Linked DNA regions of Mus musculus: region 2 is linked to region 1. A link is a loop called in an ENCODE intact Hi-C map of the cell type or tissue named here. Cell type or tissue: left cerebral cortex. All regions are shown on one strand. Each heading gives the region's core, and the rest is flanking DNA. Links, peaks and the distances in the headings are about the cores only. Region 1 overlaps Helq (helicase, POLQ-like). Region 2 overlaps Sec31a (Sec31 homolog A (S. cerevisiae)).

Region 1 (4,393 bases), core at 295-4,294:
ATTACCCCCAACCAATACCATATGGCTTGGGGGCAACTGTTTCCATCCAAACTGGAACTCTTCAGTTTTCTTCCTCAGCGTTGCAGGGTCCAGCCTGCTGACTGTTACCCATGTCACATTAAGCTTTTTTTCTTGCTTTCTACTCTAAATACCTAGTGTGGCTTATCTCCTTCTTCTGTATCTAATCCGTGTCTCTCCCTCAACCTCATTGCGTTTATTTTCTTCTTTAGACTTCTAGTGTGTCAGGTACACTGTAAGGATTATTACCATCCGTCTGCAAAGTACTAAAACTTGTGATATCTGTTTCAGTTATGTCTCACATTTTACTTCCATGTTCATACTAATGAGGACAAGCCATATGACAAGCTTGTAGTTTTGCAGTTAGAAAACAGCGAAATTCAAACTCTGGCTTTTACCACTTTTTGTTGTTGTTGTGACTGTACTTTGGGCACAAGGACACAATTTAACTTAAAAATAAGTCTAAAAGAGATTAATCAATAACTCTTAAAAAAAAATCTCTTTTTTTCCTTGGTGTGACAGGGTTTTTCTGTGTAGCCCTGGCTGTCCTGGAACTCAACTCTGTAGACCAGGCTGGCCTCAAGCTCAGAAATCTGCCTGCCTCTGCCTCCCAAGTGTTGGGATTAAAGGTGTGTGCCATTACCACCCTGCTCATTAGTCTTCATACTTGATCTCTAAGATTCTGTTTTCATGTTAGTAAACCCGTCAGAAGTTGAAAATATTGTAAGTGAAAATGCACCCACCACACTCAGCCTACAGAGCCTCGCCGTTTGGTAACATTCTCCTCCGTAGAGCATCAGCTCTTCATGTTTGCAGATCTGGGGCTTACTAGCCTCAGCTCTGGGCTGGTGGGATTGTACCATGCGATGGCAGGCACACCTCCCTTCTCGTGTGGGCAGAGGTGATGGGCTGTCGAATTTCTGGATCCACTGTCTCATGGCTTCCACAGTACTGTCTCCTATAAACTAACTTCAGGTGGGCATCAATTATTATCTGATTTCTTATATTTCCTCTACTGAAGAGTTAAAAAGACCCAGATTCAGAGTCTTTTAAAAAATAATTTATTTTTATTTTAAATACAGTGTTTTGCCTGCATGTGTATCTGTGTGAGGGTGTTGGATCCCTTGGAAGTGGTGTTATAGACAGTTGTGAGCTGACAGATGGCTGCTGGGAATTGAACCCAGACCTTCAAGAAGTACAGCCAGTGTACTCTTATTTGCTGAGCAATCTCTCCAGTTCCCAGATTTAGATTTTTTTAAAAATGTCAAAGATTATTCTTTTTCATATTACATTAGAAGTTACCATTTTTTTCATTTTATAATTTGCCTGAATTTTAAAAAATCTCTATTGTCTCAGGTAATACTCATCATAAGAATATCTTTAAAAAATACCTTCAGACCAATTAAAGAGAGAAACAAAGCCTGGATCCCCTTGGTGAATTCCTCGACAAGATGGCTGCAGCAGGTCTCCAGGGGTCCGCTTATGAGTTCCAGGACCTACGAAAGTTAAAGCAGTCTTAGGTCTGTGCTGTGACTCAATCTAAACAGTGTTCTACAGAAAGCCCTCGTACTTTGTAACATTTCTGGACGCCCCAAACTCCTCCAAAGCTAAAACAAAACCAAATCACAAAAACCCAAAGGAGCAAGAATTAACAGACGTTCTGTAGCATCGTTATAGAACGATGCCTGAAATATGAAAGTATCTGAGCCACTCTTCCTGAATCTTACTGAGCCAGAAGGATGTAGGGACGATGGCAGGTAGAGTTTAAGCGGTGGTTGCATGTGAGTGTGGTCCAGCCGAGGGAGCCTCACCTGCTGCTTGTCCTTCTCTTGCAGCAGAAGGATGCTCTCCCCGGCAGTGTCTATCCCAGCGCGGCCGGCCCTGCCAACCATCTGCTTGTACTGATTCCTCTTTAAGAACGTGTTAGCCACATAGGGAGCTCGTAAGATGACTCTGCAGAAGGGATAAAATTAAAGTGATCCTCTACACCGGCAACTACTTTTTAAACCCAATTCCATTTTACTGGTTTTATTAAGTGTAATGACACGTTAACTTTAAGTAAAACTGCACCTACACTGGATCTCTGATGTCCTAGGTCCTTACATATATTACCTGTAGTTCTTACAAAATGCTTAGCAATATCCTTAATTTCCTTTCTCATGAAGAAATGGCTGAAGTTCAGTAGTGGCTTCCCTTAAATAGCAAGTGAGGAAATGCCAGAGCCATCGCAGCTCAGAGGCTTGTGATTGGCTATCGCAGTGCTCTCCACAGCTTCGTGATTTGATACCCGGAACTGAGAGATTTGGCCTTGTACCACCACCTCCATGTGCTACTGTATGCTACCGATTTATAAACTGATATTATCTTTAACTATGAGGCACTGCAGATTTCAACTGGCTTTAGTCTACAAAAACATCAATTTCAATTCTGCTCAGGTATAAACAAATCCCTAGTCAGCTTTGCTCTTCAAGGGCAATTGAAGAGTCTATAATTTGCATTATCGACTTCCTTATTTATAAATCTCAATGGCCTATGTAGATTGGTGAAAGCTTGAAGAAAACAAAATGGTGGAAAAGTAAGAGAACACAGAAAAATGGCTGCATACAACAAATACAGTAAAGAATTTGGGAAAATTGTAAACAGTATCCACAAAAAATTCCAGAGGGAATCATATCCAGTGTTTTCAAGCAGACTTCTACAAGAAGTATATCAGAGTTTTTGAAAATTTAAAATGCATTTAAAATCTAAAGATGTAATGAATAAACATAACTAATAGAACTGGAAAAAGCTAGTTTGCTCTGTCCCGACACCCCATGTGTACAGTTGCCACTGTATTCATCCCACGTCCTTTTACCCCATCCCACTTTGCTAACCTTCTACTTCTGGGTCTTTAAAAGAAAACAGATTGGGGGGGCTGGTGGTACTTGGGTTTGAACCTAGAACTTTCTAGGTGTTAGGCAAGCACTCTGCACTATACTGTCTTCCAGCCCACTAAAACTTGAATTTTATATGGAAGGTAAAGTTGGAGAAAAACAGCTGATAAGCTGTAACTTCACGTCTTTATCCCAGGCTAGCCTAAGTCATAAGAGAAGAGAATGAAGCTCATGGAGAGATGGAATACAGAAATGACCAGCAACAGCTCTGAGACAAAGGATGGAGCCTCCCACCAAGTGCCACGCCCTAACAAAAGACAGTGAACTGGGACTGCAGGGATTACATGAGCAGGCTGCCTGGGCTCCAACTTGGCTTTGAAACTCATCTATTTGATGTGACATTCAACAAGCAAGCAAGCAAGCAAGCAAGCAAGCTATCTATCTATCTATCTATCTATCTATCTATCTATCTATCTATCTATCTATCTATCTATCATCTATCTATTTTTTTTTTTTTTTGAGACAGGGTTTCTCTGTGCAGCCCTGGCTGTCCTGGACCTTACTCTGCAGACCAGGCTGGGCTTGAACTCACAGATCCGCCTGTCTCTGCCTCCTGAGTGCTGGGGAAGTTCATTATTTTATAGATTTCAATTGCATAAAATATTGGTGATAAATCATGAGGGCTGACTAAATGAATGCACATTTATCAGTTAGGTGCCAGGTGTGGGAGCTGGTGACGTAGGGACAGGAGGGAAGGACACACCGACCATAGTAAGCGCCATTACTCACCATGAGGAAAATGGAAGGGTACAGGGGAAAGTGCAAAGCTGCAAGAGCGGCTGGCTCAGTGGCATGGTACCGGCCTCCAAGGCTGACAGCCTGGCTTTATCACGAGGATTCACAAGGTGGACGGAGGAAACCAACAGACTCCTGAACCCTGAAGCTCACCTCCGACCTCCACGGTCACACTGCGACATGCACGCTCCTCTACCTATATATTACATATTATATCCTTCTCTATTTCTATGAATATAGAAAGAGAGCTTTGGGAAAGCAGACAACTACAGGCCCGCACAGACACAAAGCTGCTTCCATGCTGGGAATGGTGGTGCAGGCTTCAATCCCAGCAGGTGGACCTTTGTTTTAAAGGCAGGTCTACATGGTGAGTTCCAGACCAGCCAGGGCTACACAGTGTGACCCTGTCTGTAACTAGATAAATAAATATACATAAATGTGAAGGGGGAACAGCATAGCTAACGACTATGTCACTGAGACGAAAGACTGTATATCCACCAGAAAAACATTCTATTTAATGTTCATAAACATTTTGTGAACATAAATTATTTGCTAGAGCCCCTCTCCCCCCAAGGAATAAGTTATAAAGAGAAGCCAATTATACAGTTTTCCACCGTTCGGTAATATCCGAAAAGGTGACATAGGGTCTGACCTACAAGAGTTTGTGGTGATTGGATATGCTCAGCCATGGGGAGTGGCACTATAAG
Region 2 (4,393 bases), core at 323-4,322, 390 kb before region 1:
TACATATAATTTTGTTAAATACAAAGTAATTCACGTTCAATGGTTTTATAAGAAAGTAAAACAGTGTACAGAGTATTCAATATCCAAAACCTTTTTCAAATCTCCCACCTAAGCTGGGCATGGTGGCCCACACCTGTAACTGAAGTTCTAGGCAAGAACTGCATGCACAGTGAGAGACCCTGTCTCAAACAGAAACAAAGTTTTACTCCTAACCAAAAAATTTTAATTGTAGAATTATAGAATTTAACCTTATTGTATTCAAGATTGGTTTTCTTGAAAAAAGTCAGTATTAAGAAACATCTGTGAAAGCAAAATGTGAAAAAGGAAACTCTTAGTCTGCTATGAAAAGACAATCTGCTGACAGGTTTTCCCCTTTGGCTCTTCTGTATCATCAGGAAGAGAAATGCCAGGAACCTTCACCTCCATCCCTCTCCCCATGCTCACTAGCCAGGTCTACGACAGATACTAAATACTTTATGTTTTTATTACAGCCCCTCTCGGGTTCTAATGTTAAGTCTGCTTAGTGATGTCTCTCTTCTTTAAGTTATTTACGCACTTGTTAGCTTATAATGATGTACGAGATCATGTTGTGTTCTCTTTCTAAGTTTTTCTGGCCTCGGAGACAAGGTCTTGCTGTAAGGCCAGGCTGGCCTTGACCTTGGCATCCAAGTGCTGGCATTACAGGTGTGTGCTACCAATGCCCAGCTTGGGCTTCTTGAATTTCATCTTGTATTTCTGAAGTCACACTATCTCAAATGTTTCTTGAAAAGGAAAACAGATTTTGATTATAATATGAATAATTTACTGCTAATGAACACTAACTTTAGGGCCAGAGAAATGGCTAAGCAAATAAATGTACTCACTGTAAAATGAACATGCATAGACACACACACAGGAACAAAAATTAAAAATAAACCCAACTTTACCTTCAAGAAGGACCACACATTTTTCTCAAACTCGGTCTGGGAAGCCTCGATCTTTTTCTGGCAGTAACCGATGAAGCCCTGAGACTGCACAGCATGCTGCAGCTGCGCCGACCGGTTGAGAAAGTCCTTCTCCGTCACCACCTGACTGATGAACACAGGCTGCCGTCGCTGCTGCTCAGCTCCCTGCTGCAGCGGCACTGCAACGCTCTCAAAAGTCACCAACTTCCCTCCAAACTGTGAAGGACAAATGAGCTCGTGAGCCGTCAATCTGAGCTCCCAAGGCTCCGGAAGCCTGCTGAAGTGAAAACTGTGCCCCACGGACAGGCCCCCCACAACCCAGAGCCTCAGGCTATCCATCCTTCAGCTGTCCCGTGCAGTTGGCACAAGCCACCTTGGATAGGCAGTACTTTGTGCTGTCCCACAATTCCTGGTAGCACGCTGCCCTGACCATAAGTGAAATCCACCTACCGAGAAGGAAGCGCCCACAGGCCTCCGGATCCACTTGGGAGGCTTCTTCAGGGGCAGCACTATGCTGTGCTGAGCGCTCTGCTGTGGGATTTGTAATGGAGGGAGAGGCTGTCCTGTGCCGAAAGGATCAAGATTCCCAAAAGATGATGAAAGCTAGTTTAAAAAAAACCAAAAAACAGTAACCTGTGCGAACTGTGTTGCAACTTTTCAACAACAAAATATCTAACAATTATCCAGTAAAGTGGCATTGCTGGTTGGTAAAATCACTTTAAAAATAGTTGCACACGTATGGCTATCTTTCTCGGTCGCAACCATCAAAAGCCTTAATACTGCCTGTTACCTTGTCAACTTGTTTCTGCCGTAAGCCGTCTATGCTCCCTCCCATGATGGAATAGACACTGATCCGTCCATCAAAGGAAGCAGCGGACAGGACAGCAGGATTTCGAGGACACCACTGGATATCAAAGCACCACTGTGTGTTGGTGGGAAGTTCATATAATACCTAGTCCAACATAAATAAAATACGTTAGAAAAAGGGATAGCCTGGTCATAAGCAAAATAAGTAAGGCTGGTAATACGTGCAGCTGAACATTTTCTATAAGAAAGAGTCTTAGCCAAGAAAACCAAGACTAAGTTCTCCGTACAGCACAGTGATCCTGGGATGGTCCAAGAAGGACAGGAGTGCTACTCAGTAGTCTGTTTTCCTAAAATGTCAAGAGCAGGCAAACTGAACATTTTACCAAATTCTAATGCGCACCGCCCCCCCCCCCCAACTGGTTTTGCCTGGAGAGATCTAAATAACTATATTTAGGTCATTTAAAGATCAAACTGTATGAGCTGGTGAGATAGCTAAATGATTAAAGCATTGGCTGCTCTTCCAGAAGTCTTGAGTTCAATTCCCAGTAACCACATGTGGCTCAAAACCATCTGTAATGGGATCTGATGCCCTCTTCTGGCCTGAGGATGTATTTGTAAAAGAACACTTTAAATTAAATTAAAAAAAAAAAAAAGATGACACCCCGTAAGCCACACCCTTAGACAGAACTGCCAACTCTAGCTTTCAGGCTAAGGGAAAACAAGCACATGCCATTCCTACTGCCAAGGAATCCCAGCCAAGTTTCCCATAAAGGAAAAGGCCATGGACAACTTTTAGAACGCTGTTCCAGGGCTGAGCGTGAGGACCACAGTTCAAGCCCCTGCACCCACACTTGCCTGTAACCACAGAGCTGGGGAGGCAGAGACAGGAAGATTCCTGAGGGAGGCCAATCAGAGATTCTGTCTCAAAAAACAGGTAGCAAGGCAACGGACAAAGAGACACTGTTAATTTCTGGCAGCCAGGACATACACACATAAGTGCACGTGCATTTGTATGTACATGAACATATACACACAGAGGAAATTAAAAATAAATAAAAAGTTATCAGAATTCTGCTGACCCAGAGTGTGATAATAACGGGGAAATTTAGGAGCATGCGTCTGAGGCCTTAAGAAAAGCCAAATGACTTTAACTTTGGTATTGTATGGAATTAACAAAACAAAAACCAAACAAACACAAAACCCCAACCACACAGTGAAGAAGCTTCCCGCCTGCTCACGTCTTTGATGCTTGCACTGGCTCATTTGTAACCTGAAACTTCACTGAACTAGAAAATCTAGTTATTTTAGTTGTCGCATATATACATACTGAAAAGTCAATTCCTTTAAATCCCATAAAATACAACCATATGCAAACGTTTATTTGATAAATGAATTTTTTTCCTGGCTTCAAATCCCACAGGCAGAATTTATTGTTGGGTTAATTCTGTTCTCAGCCCCCTAACCTTAAGGTTTCTGTACTCCTACAAAAACATAATCTAAAACTTTAAACTGGAAACCAAGGAACTTTTATTTTTATTTTATAAGACAGATAAAAGTCTACTGACAGGCCAGGCCCAGCATATAGCCCTGCCCAGCATCTAAGGCCCTGTGCTTAACTCTCAACACCTAAGAGAGGGAAATGTATTGAAACATTTCCTCACTTATTCAGTATTCTGTGTGCATGTGCGTGTGCATGGCGGGTAAGTGCGGGAGGCATGCACCACAGTACCCCGTGGATGACAAAGTTCAGGAGTCAGCCCTCCCTCTCCTCCTGCCTTGTGGAAGTGAATTCTCTCCTTTCTGCTGTTGCAGACCCAAGTTAACAGAGGTGAGTGCTTCCCACCTTGCTGGAGGGGTGCTGAGGCTATGCATGGAGCCACTGCATCCTGCTTCTCATGAGGGTTCCAGGAATCAAACAGGTTTCCAGACTTAACTGCTGAGCCAGCTTGCCAGCCAGAAGACAATTTTTAATGGTGCTGGAAACCAAGCCTAAACCTTGGCACCGGCTAAACAAGTGCTTGACCACTGAGCCACAATTCCAGCCCCAGCCATTCACATTTGTCTTAGTTTTCCAGCAGAGCAACTACAAAAGCACCTGCAATAATTGGTCTACTTACTTTAATAGAGAAGAGGAAAAGATATAAGGCTACGGCTTGGGGCTGGAGAGATGGCTCAGAGCACTCCATGTTCTTCCAGAGGACCCAGGTTCAAATCCCAGCCCCTACATGTTGGCTCCCGACTGTGTGTGACTCCAGTTCTATGGGATCTGACGTCCTCACACACACATACATGCAAAGCACCAATTCACATAAAAACACCAATGCACAAAAATAAAAATAGTGATTTTTAAAAGAAGACTGTAGCTAGAATCTATGTTCCAATAGAGAAAGATTAATTTTAAAGATTAAAGGAAATGAGCCTGGGTAATGTTCCTGACAGAGTTCTGATGGATTAATATCTGTCACCTTCCTCCAATGGTTTTAATTATAATTATGTGCTTAATATCCATGTGGAAAATTCTTATTCAGGTAGAAGTAAGATATTCCAAGGGCTGACAGGCTGAGAAGCACCCCTCCTCCTACCTCTCCTGTGTTAGGGTTAGAGCAGAGAATCTTAGCATCTTTTCCACAGCTTAACAACAA

Evidence for each region. Peaks named below come from ENCODE experiments on the same cell type or tissue, not always from the same donor. Only the 100,000 strongest peaks of a DNase experiment are listed, where the experiment ranks them.
Region 2: a loop joins it to region 1, with 6 times the contacts of the local background. A loop is called at or near these places in 4 of 42 quality-filtered maps.

What each region holds. Positions count from the first base shown.
Region 1 is chr5:100,777,323-100,781,715 of GRCm38, forward strand. It overlaps Helq (helicase, POLQ-like), which reads right to left. Exons shown (of 18, transcript NM_001081107.1): 10 at 1,830-1,971; 11 at 1,410-1,514. Among named protein-coding and RNA genes, the nearest start is that of Helq, 19 kb to the right of the region's middle. In left cerebral cortex, for the core only: no CTCF peak of the experiment used is centred there; a DNase peak (open chromatin) is centred at 1,903.
Region 2 is chr5:100,391,469-100,395,861 of GRCm38, forward strand. Sec31a (Sec31 homolog A (S. cerevisiae)) reads right to left here. Exons shown (of 28, transcript NM_026969.1): 8 at 4,334-4,393; 9 at 1,735-1,896; 10 at 1,395-1,547; 11 at 927-1,160. Among named protein-coding and RNA genes, the nearest start is that of Sec31a, 23 kb to the right of the region's middle. In left cerebral cortex, for the core only: CTCF peaks have their summits at 2,321 (motif pointing left) and 2,522; no DNase peak of the experiment used is centred there.